2 separate regions of the Mus musculus genome follow, and region 2 is linked to region 1. The links are chromatin loops, found by intact Hi-C in ENCODE. Cell type or tissue: gastrocnemius. All regions are shown on one strand.

Region 1 (8,000 bases):
CCCCTCTCTGGGCCTCAATTTCTTCACCTGTAAGATGGCGGAGGTGCAGAGAGCTGGGAAGGGTGCTGATCTTCAGCGACTGTTTCTACCTCTCGCCTGGAAAGTCGGTCTCCCAGGTACCGGAACCCGCCCCTCCTACAGGTCTGGTCACTGGCCTTCCTAGGGCCAAGATGAGGCTGGCCTCAGAGCGCCGGGCGACACATAGTAGGATCGCCGGGCAAGGCGGGCACAGATGTCCGCAGGTGCTCCGAGTGGGGGTGGGGGTCTGGTCCCGGCCGGCCCGCCAAGAGTGACTAACGCCCGCGAGGTGCGGTGCGCTCCGTTCGGTCACACTGCCCCTCCACCCCCAATCCGGGGAGGCCGAGACAGATTCCGTCTAAAGGAGATCGCGGCTCAACAGGTAAGGACTCGGCTGGGTTCAGGAATGTGGAAATACGACTCGGAGCAGCTACGGCGGCGAGCAGCGAGCGCGGCCCGCCTGGAGCCCGCCCGGCCGGCCGCGCCAGGGGGAGCTCGGTGAGAGGGGGCCGGGCGCAAGGCCCCGGGCGGGCGGGGGCGCGGGCCCGGGACGGAGCCCGAGGCTGCTGCGCCAGCCCCACGGCCCATCCCGAGCCAGCCGGACGAGTTGTCAAGGTAATTTCAACATGTCCGGGTGATGGATAGAGACGAAGGGCCGCGGCGGGTGCAAGGCCTGCGCGCTCGCGGCGAGTGCGCGCCCCGATCTCCCCCGCCGGGGATGCCCCACGCACCCCCCCCCCGGCCCGGCGCGCCCTCCCGGCGGCTAGCGCTCGGCCCGGGCTCGGCGCCCAGCGCAGCCCGGGGGAGGGAAGGCGCGTCCCACCCCCGGGGCCTGGAGCCCAAACAGGTGAAAGTACGCGCCCGGCACGCTCGCCGCTACCCGCGAGCCCCGCTGCGGCCGTCCGCGGACCGCGCTGTCCCTGCTGCGTATTGGCTCCGCGCCCCTCCGGAGGATCTCTGGCTCCGGGGGGGCTCGGTTGAGTCTCAACGAGGCTGGGTTGAGGGCCGGAGATACCAGCCAGCCTGGCCACTTCAAGAAACGCCCTCCCCCACCAACTCCTATCCCCAGGTCCGCTGGAGGAGGCTCTGGTGGCTGCCGGCTCCCCGTCTGCAGCCCCCCGCCCAGAGAAATACTCACCCGAGCTTCACGTAGAGGACGCCAAAGCAGAGAAACACGTAAAAGATCCACTTTCGAAAGTTTCTGTGCATGATCCAGGGAGGGGGGCTGCGCCATAGACAGCTGCGGCCGGAGGGGACGCGCGGGTGGGCAGGGGCCGGGCAGGAGCCAGGGAGCTGCGGTAGGACCACGCTCAGCCGGCGCTTCGGCTCGGGAGGCGGGCGACGCGTGGGCACCCGGCACGCGTTGCCACCATGGTGAGCCCAGGGCGCCGCAGCCGCCGCGTGCGCCCGGGGGAGTGACCCGGGCGGGGAACCGCGACCTCGGAGCCCAGCGGAGTGACCGTGGGACTCTGCGAGCGCAGGCCGGGGCCAGGAGCAGCGGGCGGGCGCTGCCTCCACTGGGCTTAGCCGCCTGGGGCCGTGCGCGCCTCGCGGTGCGCCGGGGCGGCCAATGTGTCCGCACTTGTCCGCCTCCCCAGGTGACTCGCGGCCCCGGCAAGCGAGCCGCGAGCAGGCGAGCGCGCCCCAGGTAGGAGGATCCGCCTCCCGCCCGCCCTCCTCGCTCGCAGCGCGCTCTCTCGCGCGCGCTCCCTGGCTCTCCCCTCCCTTTTCTCCTCCCTCCCCCGTGACACACGAACGCATCTAACCCCTCGCCCCCCCTCCCCAGGCCAGCTCCCTTCCGATCGCCCTCCCAGGACTGCGTGGGAAGAGGGGAGGGAGGGGAGAGGGTGCGGCTCCAAAGAGACACCTGCGCTCCTCAGAGACAGTGAAGGTGGGGGTAGGGGCGGGGGCTAAGAAACTACCCGCTCAGGGCTTGGTGGTCACTTGGTTTCCAGTTTCTAGTTAAAGAGAGAGAGACCACCCACCACCATCTCCTTTCTATGTGCAGACATCTTTCCCCTAGACGTTACCTACGTGGGTGCTTCCAGGGCCACAACTCCGGATCAGGCATTGTTACCTGCCCAACAAACTCGGGGAAAACTCGTTCCAGTGCCCGGCACTGCAGAGCGCAAGCAGAGCGTGGGACTTGAGACTGGTAGACACACCAGCCTGCCCAGCATTAAAAGTGGCACCATGACAGAGAGACTCAGAAAGGCATCCTTGGAGAGTCCCAGTCTGAGGATTCTGTCTCACTCTGCAGGCCTGTCCGATGCGGGCGGGTGTCAGATCTGATTCTTGTTGAACCGCTAAAGTGGGAAGTCAGACTGGCCTAGGTGCCTGGCACATCCTGTGGTGTGTCTCGCTTGATCCTATCCTGGATAAATGGGTGACAGGGACACTGCCTGTCACAGCTAGGTCTGTCTTAGCACAGCGGACCAGCTAGTAACCAGACACATGGTGGGTGGGTGGGGGGTGTGTGCCAGGTTTTCAAGCGTCTACAGCCCCGGACAGCAGCATCAAATGGCGCCCTTATGACAAGGGGATGAACTCGGAGGGCGCTCGTCTTTAAACTGGCCAACACCCAATTGCCTGGTGTGGAAATGAGGAGGGGTATGAGGGGGCGCTGTCCTCAGCCCGGAACCTCGAGCTCAAAAGCTACCGTCCCTGCCCCTAATCCCCTCTTAATCTCTCCAAATCCTCTGAACTTTTGCCACGACCCGACCCGGGAGAGAGAGAGTCGCTCCTGAACCCCAGGTCCAGAAGCCGGCAGGTGCAGCTGTGCAGATCGTTTTGAGTTGGAGGACTCTTTAGAAAGGAGAATTTGGACATCACAAGCAGGGAAACTAAGGCACAGATGTCAAACGGTAGTTGCAGTCCCACACCACTGTCCCCTGAAACCAAGAACTCTGGATGTCGCACAACTTGGTAGGCAGGGAGCTGAGCTGGGCCAGGTGGCTGGGAGCAAGCAGAACAGCCTGGTAGCTTGGCAGGTGGATGCTGCCATCCCGTGGCGACAGGGAGCAACGCTTGCCACAAGAGCTGGACTTGAAATGGTTAGGGATTCCTCACTTTGCCTTGGAGTCTGGGGGCTATTCCACCGTCCCCACCAACAACCCCTGTCTTGGGGTCTGTTAGTGAGACAAAATATTTATGTGGCTGCATCGGGGCTGGAATAGCAACAGCATCCACGCGTGCCTCCTCCTCCCTGCAAACAAACAAACAAACAAACAAACACCAAACAATCCTGGGGTCTTAAGATTCCTAGCCCATCTCCAGACCTGTCAGATCGGGAGGCCCAAGATAGGGTTGGCCTTGGGATTCTCTAGGAGGGTTATGTCAGAGAAAAGTGGGTAATTCTATTGGTAGATGGGACCCGACCTGCTTCTAGGCCTTAGTTTCCCCAAAACAGAATGCAGGGTTGTCTGAAGTACTGCATAGGGTCTGTAACACAGCGACGTGCTGCCCCCTGCCGACAGCAGGTGGGAAGCAGCACCGCCCAGGCGTCCTAGGAGACCTAGAATCACAGAGGGCCTCCTACCCGTCATTTGACCTTGCAGCTTGAAGAAGATGGGTTAAAGCTTAGCTCCAAGACCCCCCACATCTGTCTGTGGGATACGGTGGGGACTTGCTTCTACCGGGAAGCTTCTCTCCGAAGGGCTAGGTTGGGATTGGTATGAAGAAGACAGAAGGCTCCAGAGCCAGGACAGTTTGAGGACCTGGTTATCTGTGGGTTCAGCCAGGCTCCGCTATCCTTGCCTGTGCTTCCTTGTCGTCGTCGTTGCCGCCACCACCACCACCACCACCATCATCATTCCTATACTCCATGGTGTTTGTAGTGGCTATTCCTGGTTGTCAACTTGACTATATCTGGAATGGACTACAATCCAAAATCTGAAGGCTCACCCATGATCCTAGTCTGGAGGCTGAGAAATACAAGTTTCTGACCATGGAGATCTTGAGGCATAGTGGCTATGAAATCCAGAAGATTAAGACAGGGAGACCTCTGAGTTCAAGGTCATCTGGGATTAAAGGGGTGGTGACACACGCCTTTAATCTGGGCCTCACCTTCTGCTGGAGACCATATAAGGACATTGGAAGAAGGAAGATTCTCTCTCTCTCTCTCTCTCTCTCTCTCTCTCTCTCTCTCTCCTTGGCCTGCTTGCCTTCTGGGACTGAGCAACTGCTCTATCCTTGGACTTCTATTCACAGCTGCTGCTGACCATTGTTGGGAGCTGGACTACAGACTGTAAGCGATCAACAAATTCCCTTACTATATAGAGACTTCCCATAAGTTCTGTGACTCTAAAGAACCCTGACTAATACAGTGATTTTTTTTTCTGAAATATCCACCCCAAAATGAGTGAACAGTCATGGGTGGATGTATATCTGGACGAATGGGTATGCGGGTCGATGGTGCATGGGTGCTGGTAATGAATGCATAGATGAATGGGGAGTGGATTGATGGGTACACAGATGCATGGGCAGGTGGGTAGGAGTGATGGATGCGTACATTCATAGAGTGCATAGATGGATGGTGTCTTATGTGGGTTTTCTGTTGGGATGAACACCATAACCAAAAAAAAACTTGGTAAAGTTGTTTTGTTTGTTTTGTTTTGTTTTTTCCCCAGTCAACCATCAAAAGAGATTAGAGCAAGAAGTCAAGGCAGGAATCCTGAAGGGAAGTCCTGAAGGGAATGCTGCTTATTGGCTTGCTCCTCTTGGTTTGCTTAGCAGGCTTTCTTCTAGCACCCAGGACCACTATCCCAGGAGCATACATGCACTGCCCACAGTGAGCTGGGTTCTCCTACGTCCATCATTGACCAAGTAAAAGCCCCATTATCTTACCCACAGGCCAGTCTGGTGGGGGCATTTTCTCCATTGAGCTTCCCTATTCCAAAATGACTCTTAAGTTGTATCAAGTTAACTAAACAGGCCAGAATGGTTGGTTCCTTCTCTGTTTGACACACAAAGACATCGCTGTTTGGTTAGAACTTTTCCTTTATCATTTGTCCCTAAGATAGGATGGTAATATTAATACCACAATATAAAACCGCTCTAACTTTGTTTTTATTTGAGACAGGGTCTCTCTATGTATCCCTGGCTGGCCTTGAACTCACCTTTGTGAGTTCTACCTGCTTTTGCATTCTGAGCGCTGGGATTAAAGGAATGCACCACCACGCTTGGCAAACATTCCAATTTTTGAAAAGTCCCACAGTCCTTGAAAGTTCAAACACAAGTTTAGTCTCTTAAAAATATCCAAGGTCTCTTTAAAAGTTCAAAGTCTCTCTCTAAAATATCCAAAGTATCTCTAAAATTCCAAAGTTTCTCTAAAATACCCAAGGTCTCGTAGCTGTGAGCTCCTGTAAAATCAAAACCCAAGATAAATGCTTTCTTACTCCAAGAGGGAGGAATTGGGGCACGGTCACAATCAAAGCAAAGCCAAACCAAAGTCCAGTGGTGTAAAGAGTTCAACGCTTGTCATTTGGGACTCTTCAAGAGGCCAGCTGACCCGTGGCACTTCTATGGCTCTGCCATCTATAGCACATACAGTTTGTCTCCTAAACTCAGACCAGCTCCACTCCAAAGCTGTTGTTGTCCTTGATGGTCTTCCCATGGTACTGGCATCTCCAACATGCTAGGGTCTCCTCTGTAACTGGGATGTACCTTTACCAATAGCCTCTTCTGGATTCTCTTCAGGAACTCTGAGTCTACCACATGATGCCAAGCCTCAACTTCTCTCCACAGTCAATTCAACCCTGGGGCTTTACTTCAGCTGAGGCATTCATGGATGAGCAGGTAGGTGGGTAGATGCATGCTTCAATGGATGTGTGCATCAGTGAGTGTGTGCATCATTGGGCATGTACATCAGTGGGTGTGTGCATCCGTGGATGTGTGCATCAGTGAGTGTGTGCATCCGTGGATGTGTGCATCAGTGAGTGTGTGCATCCGTGGATGTGTGCATCAGTGGATGAGTTTATGATCTCTCATGGTGCCAAGTCTCTTCACACATCCAAAGCCAGTAGCACTAGGGAGACTCTTACACACTATCAAGTTCAGCTGCCAGCACAAAGTACAGCTTTGGCTCCTTCTGGACCACAGCTTCTGTGTACTAACCCTGAGAAAACATTTCCCAGAAGATCCACCCTCAGTGATGCCGGCCTCTTAATCACAACTGATTCTTCATCTCCACCTGACCAGCATCAATTGTCCCGGCAAAGCAAAGTTTTCACTTTAGTGGTTCTTAATTCAAAATATCACATACATGGCCTTCGTAGTATCTTTGTTCCCCTCTGAAACTTCACGACCTGGGTTTCCATTGTCTGCTCTTCTCTCAGTGTTATGCTCCAAGTTCCCACAAAAGCCAATTAAGCTCTGAGCATTCAATGACTTTTCTAGCCCAACGTTCCTAACACCTCCACAATCCTTTCCAAAACAACACAGTCAGCAACACCCCACTCCTGGTACCAATATCTGTCTTAGTTGGGGTTTCTATTGCTGTGATAAAACACTATAGCCAAAAGCAACTTTGGAGACAGAGTTGCTTATAGTTACACATCATAGTTCATCATCAAAAGAAGTCGGAGCAGGAATTCAAGGCAGGAACCTGGATTCAGCATAAGAAGCCATGGAAGAGTGGTGCTTACTGGCATGCTCCCCATGCCAGTTCACCCTTCTTATAGTGACCAGGACCACCAGTGGTGGCACAGCCCACAGTGAGCTGGGTTCTCTAATGTTAGTCATCAATCAAGAAAATGCCTCCACATGCCAATCTAGTGAGGGCATTTTCTCAATAAGTTCTTCCTAACTTGTGTCAAGATGACATAAAACTAGCTGGGCAGCGGACGGATGGTGAGTAGGTGAGTAGATAGATGCATGTTTGGGTGCATGCATAGATGGATGAAGTCATATGTGGATGGATAGGTAGGTGAGACACAGATGTAGACATGCATGGATGAATGAATGGGTAGGCATGTGGGTGGATGGGTACGTGACGGATAGACTGAGGAATGGGTGGCTAGGAGGGTGATTGGATTTATTGATGGATAATGGGTATGTGGATGGATAAACACATGGATGGATGGGTGGAAGGGTGGATGCATGGATGGATGAATAGGTGGCTAAATGAATATAAGGGTGAATTCATGGGTGAATTTGTTGTGGAAAGATGTACCCACCATCCTCATGTAGACCAGCGTGGGTTATGGAGATGGAATCAACTCTAGGTGCTTTGCCTGGGACATTCCTGGGTAGTTTGTTTGTTGGTTGGTTTGTTTTTGTCTGGTTGGTCCAATTTTTGTTTCTGAGACAGGGAGGGCATCTACACATAACCCTGGCTGTCCTGAAACTCACTATGTAGAGCAGGATGGCCTCGAATTCACAGAGTTGGGCCTGCCTCTGCCTCTTGAGTACTGGGGTTAAAGGCATATAACATTGTGAATGGCAGAAAGTTTTAAGCGTTGAAAGTTTCCCATCTTAGGAATTCATCAGTCCTAGCCAATCACCTCAGATCTAAAATCAATGGGAAGAAATCAGAATCCCCCTAAAGCAAGTGATTTCTCTGGGACACTGGCAAGACGTACTCTGGGACGTTTCTCTGGGAGTGGCCTCAGAGGGCTGGGCTCTGGGGGTGGAAGGCTGTGAAAGCCAATACCAACTCACATTTAGTGGACAGGCGCTGTGTGCTGGACTCCATGACTGCACAGCCCCTCTGAGTCCTCGAAGGACCCTACAAAACAGGTTTTCCCTGATCCCCATGCCCTGGAGTCATTTCTGAGTGCCTGGAGCAGTGGTTCTCAGCCTTTCTAACACTGCAACGATCTAATACAGGTCCTCATGCTGTGGTGAGCCCAACCATAAAATTGTTCTCTTTGCTACTTCATGTATTGCAACTGTAATTGTGCTACTGTTACATCATCACAATGTAATCATGTGTGTTTTTCCAATGGTCTTTGGCGACACCCGTGAAAAGGTCATTCAAGTGC
Region 2 (8,000 bases), 430 kb before region 1:
TGGGCTAAGTGATTTCCCACAGCTAGAAACTAGACCCAGGGCCCAGATAGGAGCCCTCTGCTATGTTTCTGAATAGCCTATTAGATTTTACACACTCAACAGAATGCTCCAGAGGGCTTTTGATTTTGTCTTTTAATTTTATTATTAATATTCTATTATAAAAACTTCAAACACAGAAAAGCTAAAAGAACTGCACAGTATGCATGCACCCACAGCCTACATCTACAGTTAATATTTTGCTTTCTCTGTTTCATCTACTTCTCTACAGACATTTCAAATGTGTTTTTATGCTGTCTATAAAAGGCAGATCTAAGTTATGTGGTGGCACATACTGTTAATCCCAGCACCCCAGAGACTAAGAAAGGAGAGTCAAGAGTTTGAAGTCAGCCTGGACCACATAGTGAGACCCTCTCTCAAAAAGACAAAACACCCTCCTGAAATAGGAGCTCAGAAAGGTCAAGTCATAGCACTCCCGTTATAATAGAAGTCCTGTTAACTCACCCAAGTGATCCACAAGCTCTCAGAAGCCTTCTCAGGAAATGCCTGTAGCACTTCCATTGATGATGCCCGAACTTAAAAGTGACTAGTTCAGTGTAAACAGAGATGGAAAACCACAGACACCGAGCAGTGATGGCTCTACAGAGCAAGGGAAAACTTAAATGCATATCACTAAGGGAAAGAAGCCAAACACAAAGGGCTCCATGTTGTGTGACCTCCCGTGAGACACTGTGAAGGTGGAGAGTTATGGAGTGGCTGTGAGGTCACAGCGGGGGAAGAGATGAAGAGGCAAGGAGACAAAGGACACGAGGGCCAGGTTCAGCCTATATAATGCTCTAGTGTGGGACCTGTGTGAGACCCATAGGCTGTCTAACATTCCAGAATGACTTCTGAGGGCCAACAGTGGTCCTGGCTACAATGACATGTCGTTGGGCCATTCATTGTAACGTATGACACTCATATATAAGAAGATTGCCAGAGACCCATGAGTCTTCTCTATGGTGTAGTAAGGGAGAGGGTGATGAAGATAGCAGTGGTATCCATGGCAACCCAACCTCACTATGAGCAGTCAGAGGTGCTCCCTACTCTAGAGACTTGCACTCAGGTCAGGCGGGGTCCTTGAATTCATTTCAGAAAAGGACTGCAGTGCGATTTAGAATGAATCAAAGGAAAGTTAATGAGCTACTGAGAGGTTGAGAGAATGCACACTTCAGATTTAAGCCCAGATATTGAGAGAGAAGGGGAAGAGAGCATTAAGGAACAGGGCACTGCACAGCCAAGCTATACAGAGAATCAAACCTCAAGTGTCTTAATAACAGCTCTACATGCCAGAGGCCACAGACGTGATCTGTACTGCCGCCCAAAACCAGGTTGATGTCTGTGACGAGAGCTGCCGCCGGAAACCTCATTGCTGTTTATGATCTGTGCTGCTGCCACTGCTGCTGCTGCTGCTGCTGCTGCTACCGCAGCAGCCAGCTGCTATGGCCAGGGAAGCATCTTTTGCCGTGGTGTTGATGAATGCAGACTCATAACTGAGAATGAGAGACATTGAAGGCCTCTGGGCCACCATTCCCCATTCCAGTGAAACTGTCCAGACATGAAGCTAAAGAGTCCTTAAAAATTGTCATAGTCGGGCAGTGGTGGCCCACGCCTTTAATCCCAGCACTCCCAGCACTTGGGAGGCAGAGGCAGGCGAATTTCTGAGTTCGAGACCAACCTGGTCTACAGAGTGAGTTCCAGGACAGCCAGGGATACGCAGAAAAACCCTGTCTGGAAAAACAAAAACAAAAACAAAAACAACAAAAAAAGAATGTGATAAAGATGCTGAAGTGTAGGTCTTGGCAGTTGATAGATGATGCCGGGGAGGGGGAAGGGAAGAGAGGGTGCACTGGGTTTTCTTTAAGGAGCTGGCCCCTGGGAGTTGGACCAGGCCCCAGTGAGTATATGGAAAACACAAATTAGACTTGGGGGGAGGGAGGCAGAGCTTGTTTATTTGTAATTGTCTTTTTTCTTTCTTTTCTTATTTTTCTATTTCTTGTCTATTTGAGGGGGGGGACACAAGGGTGGGCGGGTGGATCTGGAGGAATGGGAAGCGAGGTGAGTGTATCAGGGTACATTGTATGAAGTTTCCAAATAATTAATAAAAATATTGTGGTGGGAGAAAATAATAGCTGCATGTGAGATTTTGATTTTTTTTCCTTTTTTAATTGGATAAACATGAGATTTTGTGGCTTTTAAAGTTAAACATTGTTGAAAGGATGTAATAAGATTAAGCAAAATTTACAAAGTGGAAAAGCCTATGGACCCATTTACCTATTTTCCTTAGGTTCCTTATGCAAATAAAATTGTAAGGAGGCTTTGCAGGGTACATTGTTGGGGTGTAGGCAGGAGAGAGGTTTGAGGGGACCGAACTCAGAGATCTCAAACATTCGGGCTCTGAGCAAGCCAAGCCTACTATACTGTGTTTTGCATCCTGCTGAAGACATCTCTTAGAAAAGAACATTGCCTCTGAATGCAGAATTCTCAGTGGTTGTTTAAAATCTTTGACACTCAGCAGGAAACACCAACGAGATGCTGAATGAGGGGCGCTGTTCCCGTCTCAACATCCCTGTAGTATCCCATGTCTCTCTGGGCTGCCTTGGAGTGGCCCTTGAGGCTACACACCCACAAGCACACTCCTCTGCGGTCCCAGAACACCGTAGATTTATTCATAGAAGTGAGAGAAGTCCTCAGCAGAAAACCTGATGTGATAGTCTCAAGTTAGTTTTGCGAGGGCAAGGGGCTGACTGGAAAAGCGCCTGATGGTGCCAATCAGACACGAATAGAAGTTGGTCCTGGAAGAAAGCAGGCACGACTCCGTACCCACAGCATTCCTAAGATTCATTCTCCACATTAAACCATAAGAAGACTCGTGGGAGGGCATTAAACACAAGAGACCTGGCCCCTGTGGGTAACCGCTAGTGGAAGCGGCCATCTGCACTTGGATCTCCAGGAACTTCAGGTGATGCAGCTCTCAGATGCCACAGTTTTGAAAGTGCCAGCGTCTTAGGCTCCTAGCTTCGACGGGTGACCATCCTAGACTCTGTTGCTATACACAACAGAAAATGATCATATAAGTTAAAAACTATTTCCAGTGTGGCAACAGCTCAGGACTACAGCCTCTGGGAGAGAAACAGGTGAGCTGCCTGAGCTTCTGGGAGTCCTCCCTGCAGATGCAGTGCTCTGGTAGATGGAGGGGCTGCACACTGGCTGTGGGTGGAGACTTGGGTAGGACACACCAGCCTCCCTGAGTTCAGAAATAGCTGGGGCAGAGATACCACATGACCCAGCAATCTTACCCTTCAGTAGTACTCCAGAGAACTTGAATGTCCACAGAAACACTATATGCCCATCTGTCGAATGGATCAACAAATGTGTCATCTCTATACAGTGATCATTCAGCCATAGAAAGAAATGAGATGCCGACAGAACACACAGATCATGCATGGTTTAGAAAAGATGCCAAGGGCAGAAGAAGCCTGTCACAAAAGGCCACACACAGTAGGACTGCATTTTCTTTCATGTAGGACATGTCCAGAATAGATCTTTCGAGACGAAGCAGGTTATACTTTTGCTAGGGACAGGCTGGAGTGGTAGCAAAAGGGTAGAGAGTTCCTCCAGGTGCTGAGAATGTTGTAGACTTAGTTCTGATGGCTGGAGAACACTGAATATACCAAAACCCTTGGAAATGCACAAGGTCAGAGGATGGATAATATGAGGAAGTAACAGCCAAAATGCAACTGGGAAAGGGACCTTTTCAAAGCAGTTGTGTGCTTACCCTGGGGGTCAGAAAAGGAATGAAAATGTATGTCCATAAAATGACAGTTACAGGAGGTTATTAAGGAGGTTTTATGTTGAGGGGGGCTCCCCTTCTCAAAGGAAAAGGGAAGGGAGGAATGGGAGAGGATCTCCATGAGGGGATAGTGAGGGGGGGGGGCTGGTGTTAGGATGCAAAGTGAGTAAATTTAATTTAAAAAAAATGACTGTTACAGAAATGGCCACAATGTGTCGATCTTGTTATATTCCCACACTCAGTCCACCCCAGTGTTTTCCAACAGGTAACAAAGTACACATCTGTGTTGTATTCCTAATATCACAAGAAATAAAATTGTTGATAAACTCCACTAAAAGGTAGAGACAGAAACTGTGAGCAGAAACACCATACTGGATATGAAAGACATACAACACGAGATTCTCCATGTTTGAAGTTCCAGAACCAGCAAAAATAGTCTCTCCCTTAGGGAGTCAGAGGGATGACTGTAGAGAAATGGGAGGCTACTTGCTAGAAGTGGAGGAAATATACAGATAAAAACCATTTACCCCCTTCCACTGGTACCAGGAGGACCCCTAACAAACCCAGACAATCAGTGTACAGCCAGCTCTTGTTGCTGGCAGCCATTGCCACATCCAACCAGCAGGTGGCGACCCTGGCTTGCCTCTCAAACCTCCACTCAGCCCTGGCCACCTTGTTCCCACTAGCGCCACAGTCTCTGCAAACAGAGGAGGCCAAGAGGGAAGGTCATTTTGATAACCTGAGCAACAGATACTCTCCGTGTCAGTGCGATGAAACAATAGGTCTAGACACTGTCCCGTGAGCAGCAGTCGTTAGCTTGGCTCCAGGCAGAGCATGGGGAGGGGCTGGGTTCTGTTGAAGATGATGAGATGTAAAAAGGGTGTAGGAGGATGGGAGCCAAGCAGGGAGTGGACAGCTCATGCGCATAGTGGGGCTTCGTCTCGGATTGCTCCCCACGCCCCAGAGACGTCTAGGGCTCTTCCCTAACCATTACCTTCAGGCACACGCTGGCAAACCGTGGAGCCCATGGCCTCTGTCAGATCTGTCAACGTCAGTCTTTCCAAGTCCGTGTCTGTAGCGCTGCCCTCTTTGTTCTCTTCTCTAAATGAGGTGAATGAGAAAAAGAAAATGGACATGACCGTTCTTAGGTAGGGTGGAGGAGAAAGTTTATTGTAGGTACAAAGGGAGAGCATAGTTAGAGGCAGACATGTCTGGGAGAGTCCAGAGCTGTCATGACCTTGGGCCATTTGAAGAGAGGGGCCAGGGGAGGGAAAGGTAGAGAGGGGAACCAGGTGCAGCAGCCAGGAGGTACAAAAGGGGACAGGTAATCAAAATGTCTGGATTATATAGGGAAGAGCCTCTGGGGAAGGGAAGCCCAGACCCTGGGCTGGAGCGTTCAGGGTAGAGAACAGGGTAGGACTAAGGGATGCTGGGAGAACCTGGAGGGCAGGTCTGATTTGATATGTTAAATAGGTTCCTCAGCTGTTTGTCCTGGGCTTGAAACTCAACTTGAAGGAGATCAGCATTTAGTATGGCCATGACATGGGGCAGTCATTCTAGAAAATGCCCCAAACTCTCTTTTCCATGGTGTCAGAGACACTCCCAACTCCTCTAGCCACGATTTGGGGGCCAGAACGCTCCAGAGAATTTCTTATTGAAGAAAGAAAATCGCAGCTAGGGCTATCTCCTCCATACCAGACTAGTTTCTGAATTAGTTCCCACCTAGGACTTAGTTTCACAGTATAGCTCTGTTGACAAGATGTCCAGACAGAATCTCGGGCAGGACTCTCAGTGTTTGGATCTGCCAAACACTGAGAACAAGAATAGAAGCCAGACAGTCACCACTAAATCTCTTATTTAAGATCACTCAGTGTCCTTGGCTGGCTTCTCTGGGATGAGGTCCAGAGTGGCCCACTAACTGGTCCAATGTTCAGTCTCAACTCAAGTTCACGACCAGCAAGTCTTAGTAGCCAGAGTCATCTGTTTAGATGGGCAGTCTGCAGGCCCCATCTCCAGCCTCATCCTCTCCAGGGGAGAGTTGTGTGGGTCCGAGTTTAATCCCATAGGGAAGGGGCAGTGGGCTTGCAGCTATGGAGCCCTGTACCATGCTGGTCCAGTGCTATTATCTTATTAAAATCTTCACTGTCCTTTAGCACACATTCCTTGTCCCAGAGGAAGACCAGAGTCTTAGAAAGTTGAACTAGCTTTCCAAAGTCCTCAGGGCCAGGTGAAGGTGAAGTCAGGCATTGGATCCAATTCTGATCCCAAAGCCACCTCCCACAGAATAGAAGGCTCACAGGTGAGCATTAGCAGAGTCCCTATAGAAAGGCAGGCACTCAGCAAAAACTGGCAGGAGAGCTAGGGGCTGGTGCAGGGGTGAAAGGGTCTACCCGAGTGCAACCCCTGGAACCTACAGTGGAAACAAGAACCAACTCTCGGAAGTTGTCCTCTCTCACACATGCACACACATACACACACCACACTACACTACACATACACCACATTACACACATAAGTATACACACTCACCATTACACACACACCACACATACACACACCACACTACACACATACGTACACACACATACCACACACACACACACACACCACACACACACTCTTGGAATATTGAATATATTTTTTTTTAATCTGACATAAGAAGGCTCAGTAATGTGCTTGCATAAGCATGAGAACCTAAGGTGAGTTCAGTCACCAGACCCACATAAAAATTGTCCCACACACCTGTAATCCCAGTATTGGGGGAGTGCAGACAGGAGGTTCCCTGGACTCACCTGGCCAGCCAACCTACCCTACTTGAGAAGCTCCAGGCCAGTGAGAGACTCTGTCTTAAAAAAAAGATAGAGCTTGGCATGGTGGTACATGACTTTAATCTCAGCACTGAATAGACAGATTTCTGTGAGTTCAAGGCCAGCCTGTTCTACAGAGCAAACTCCAGGCCAGCCAGGACTACACAGTGAAACCCTGCAAATACATATACACACATACATACACACACATATACACACACACATACACACATACATACATACATACACACATACGTACATACATACATACGTACATTCATGCATATATACACATATACATAAAACAAAGCAAGGTCAAGAGCTATTGAAGAAGAAGACACCAAAGACCTCTAGCCTCTATATGCATGTGCACACATGCACAATCAGACACATGATCTGAAATGGGTTAAGTTACTTTATTGGAACAAGAAAAAGCCTCTAGAAACAGGTATGGCTAAGATACTTCACAGACCTCCATTCTCTCTGTGCACTGGCCATACTTTGAGCCAGGAAAAAAGGAAGATTTACACAGAAACAAGTTCATCGTGATCAGTCAGTAACCTGTGATTGGCTGTAATTCAAGTGCTATGATGAGCTGAGACTCAGTTACTTATTAATGGGAGTATGCTCATAGGCTAATCCCACTATGTTTAAACAACAACTAGTCAGTACGCATGGAGGCCACTTTGGATTATACTTTATCATTCAACTACGGAGACAGGTTTAGCCTAAATTTCCACCACCTTCATATGTGTGACAATTCTCTAGTATAGCTCTCCAACCCAGGCTCCGTCTTTTATTCTGGCCTTGAAGGGAAGCTACAGGATGAAGGGTACCAGCAGGGAGCTCAGTCTGGCAGACAGTTGCAGAGTGGGGCTCCAACCCAATCTCTGTCTTGAATTCCATCTTGACCAATCAACTAGGATAACTCATGACAAAATTAGTGTAATCCGGCTAGAGAGATAGGTCAGTGGTTAACAGCACTGGTTGCTCTTCAAGGGGACCCAGTGCCCACATGGCAACACACAACCATCTGTAATTCCAGTCCCAGGGGATCGGATGCCCTCTTCTGGATTATCTAGGCAGCAGGGACACAAGTGGTGCATAAACATACATTCAGGCAAAAATGTTCATACACATAAAGAGAAGAGCTCTTGTTTAAAAGTTTGTGTGTCAGGCTTGAGAGATGGCTCAGTGGTGAAGAGCATTAACTGCTCTTCCAGAGGTCCTGAGTTCAATTCCCAGCAACCACCATGGTAGCTCACAGTCATCTGTAATGAGATCCAAAGCCCTCTTCTGGTGTGTCTGAAGACAGCTACAGTATACTCACATACATAAAATAAATCTTTATTAAAAAAGAAAAA

What was found. A loop is a pair of places that touch in the nucleus more often than their neighbours do. Peaks named below come from ENCODE experiments on the same cell type or tissue, not always from the same donor. Only the 100,000 strongest peaks of a DNase experiment are listed, where the experiment ranks them.
Region 2: it touches region 1 in a loop (3-fold over the local background); 19 of 42 quality-filtered maps call a loop at or near these places.

What each region holds. Positions count from the first base shown.
Region 1 is chr15:85,580,224-85,588,223 of GRCm38, forward strand. It overlaps Wnt7b (wingless-type MMTV integration site family, member 7B), which reads right to left and starts at 1,598. Exons shown (of 4, transcript NM_009528.3): 1 at 1,157-1,598. The coding sequence starts at 1,227. AU022754 (expressed sequence AU022754) reads left to right here and starts at 919. Exons shown (of 5, transcript NR_040433.1): 1 at 919-1,194; 2 at 2,027-4,264; 3 at 5,716-5,814. In gastrocnemius, CTCF peaks have their summits at 3,023 (motif pointing left) and 3,517 (motif pointing left); DNase peaks (open chromatin) are centred at 300, 944, 2,523, 3,008 and 1 more place; H3K4me3 peaks cover 1,755 bases.
Region 2 is chr15:85,147,070-85,155,069 of GRCm38, forward strand. Gm19277 (predicted gene, 19277) reads right to left here. Exons shown (of 3, transcript NR_040360.1): 2 at 4,824-4,930; 3 at 2,185-3,085. Among named protein-coding and RNA genes, the nearest start is that of Gm19277, 5.1 kb to the right of the region's middle. In gastrocnemius, a CTCF peak has its summit at 4,454 (motif pointing right); a DNase peak (open chromatin) is centred at 4,465; H3K27ac peaks cover 1,371 bases.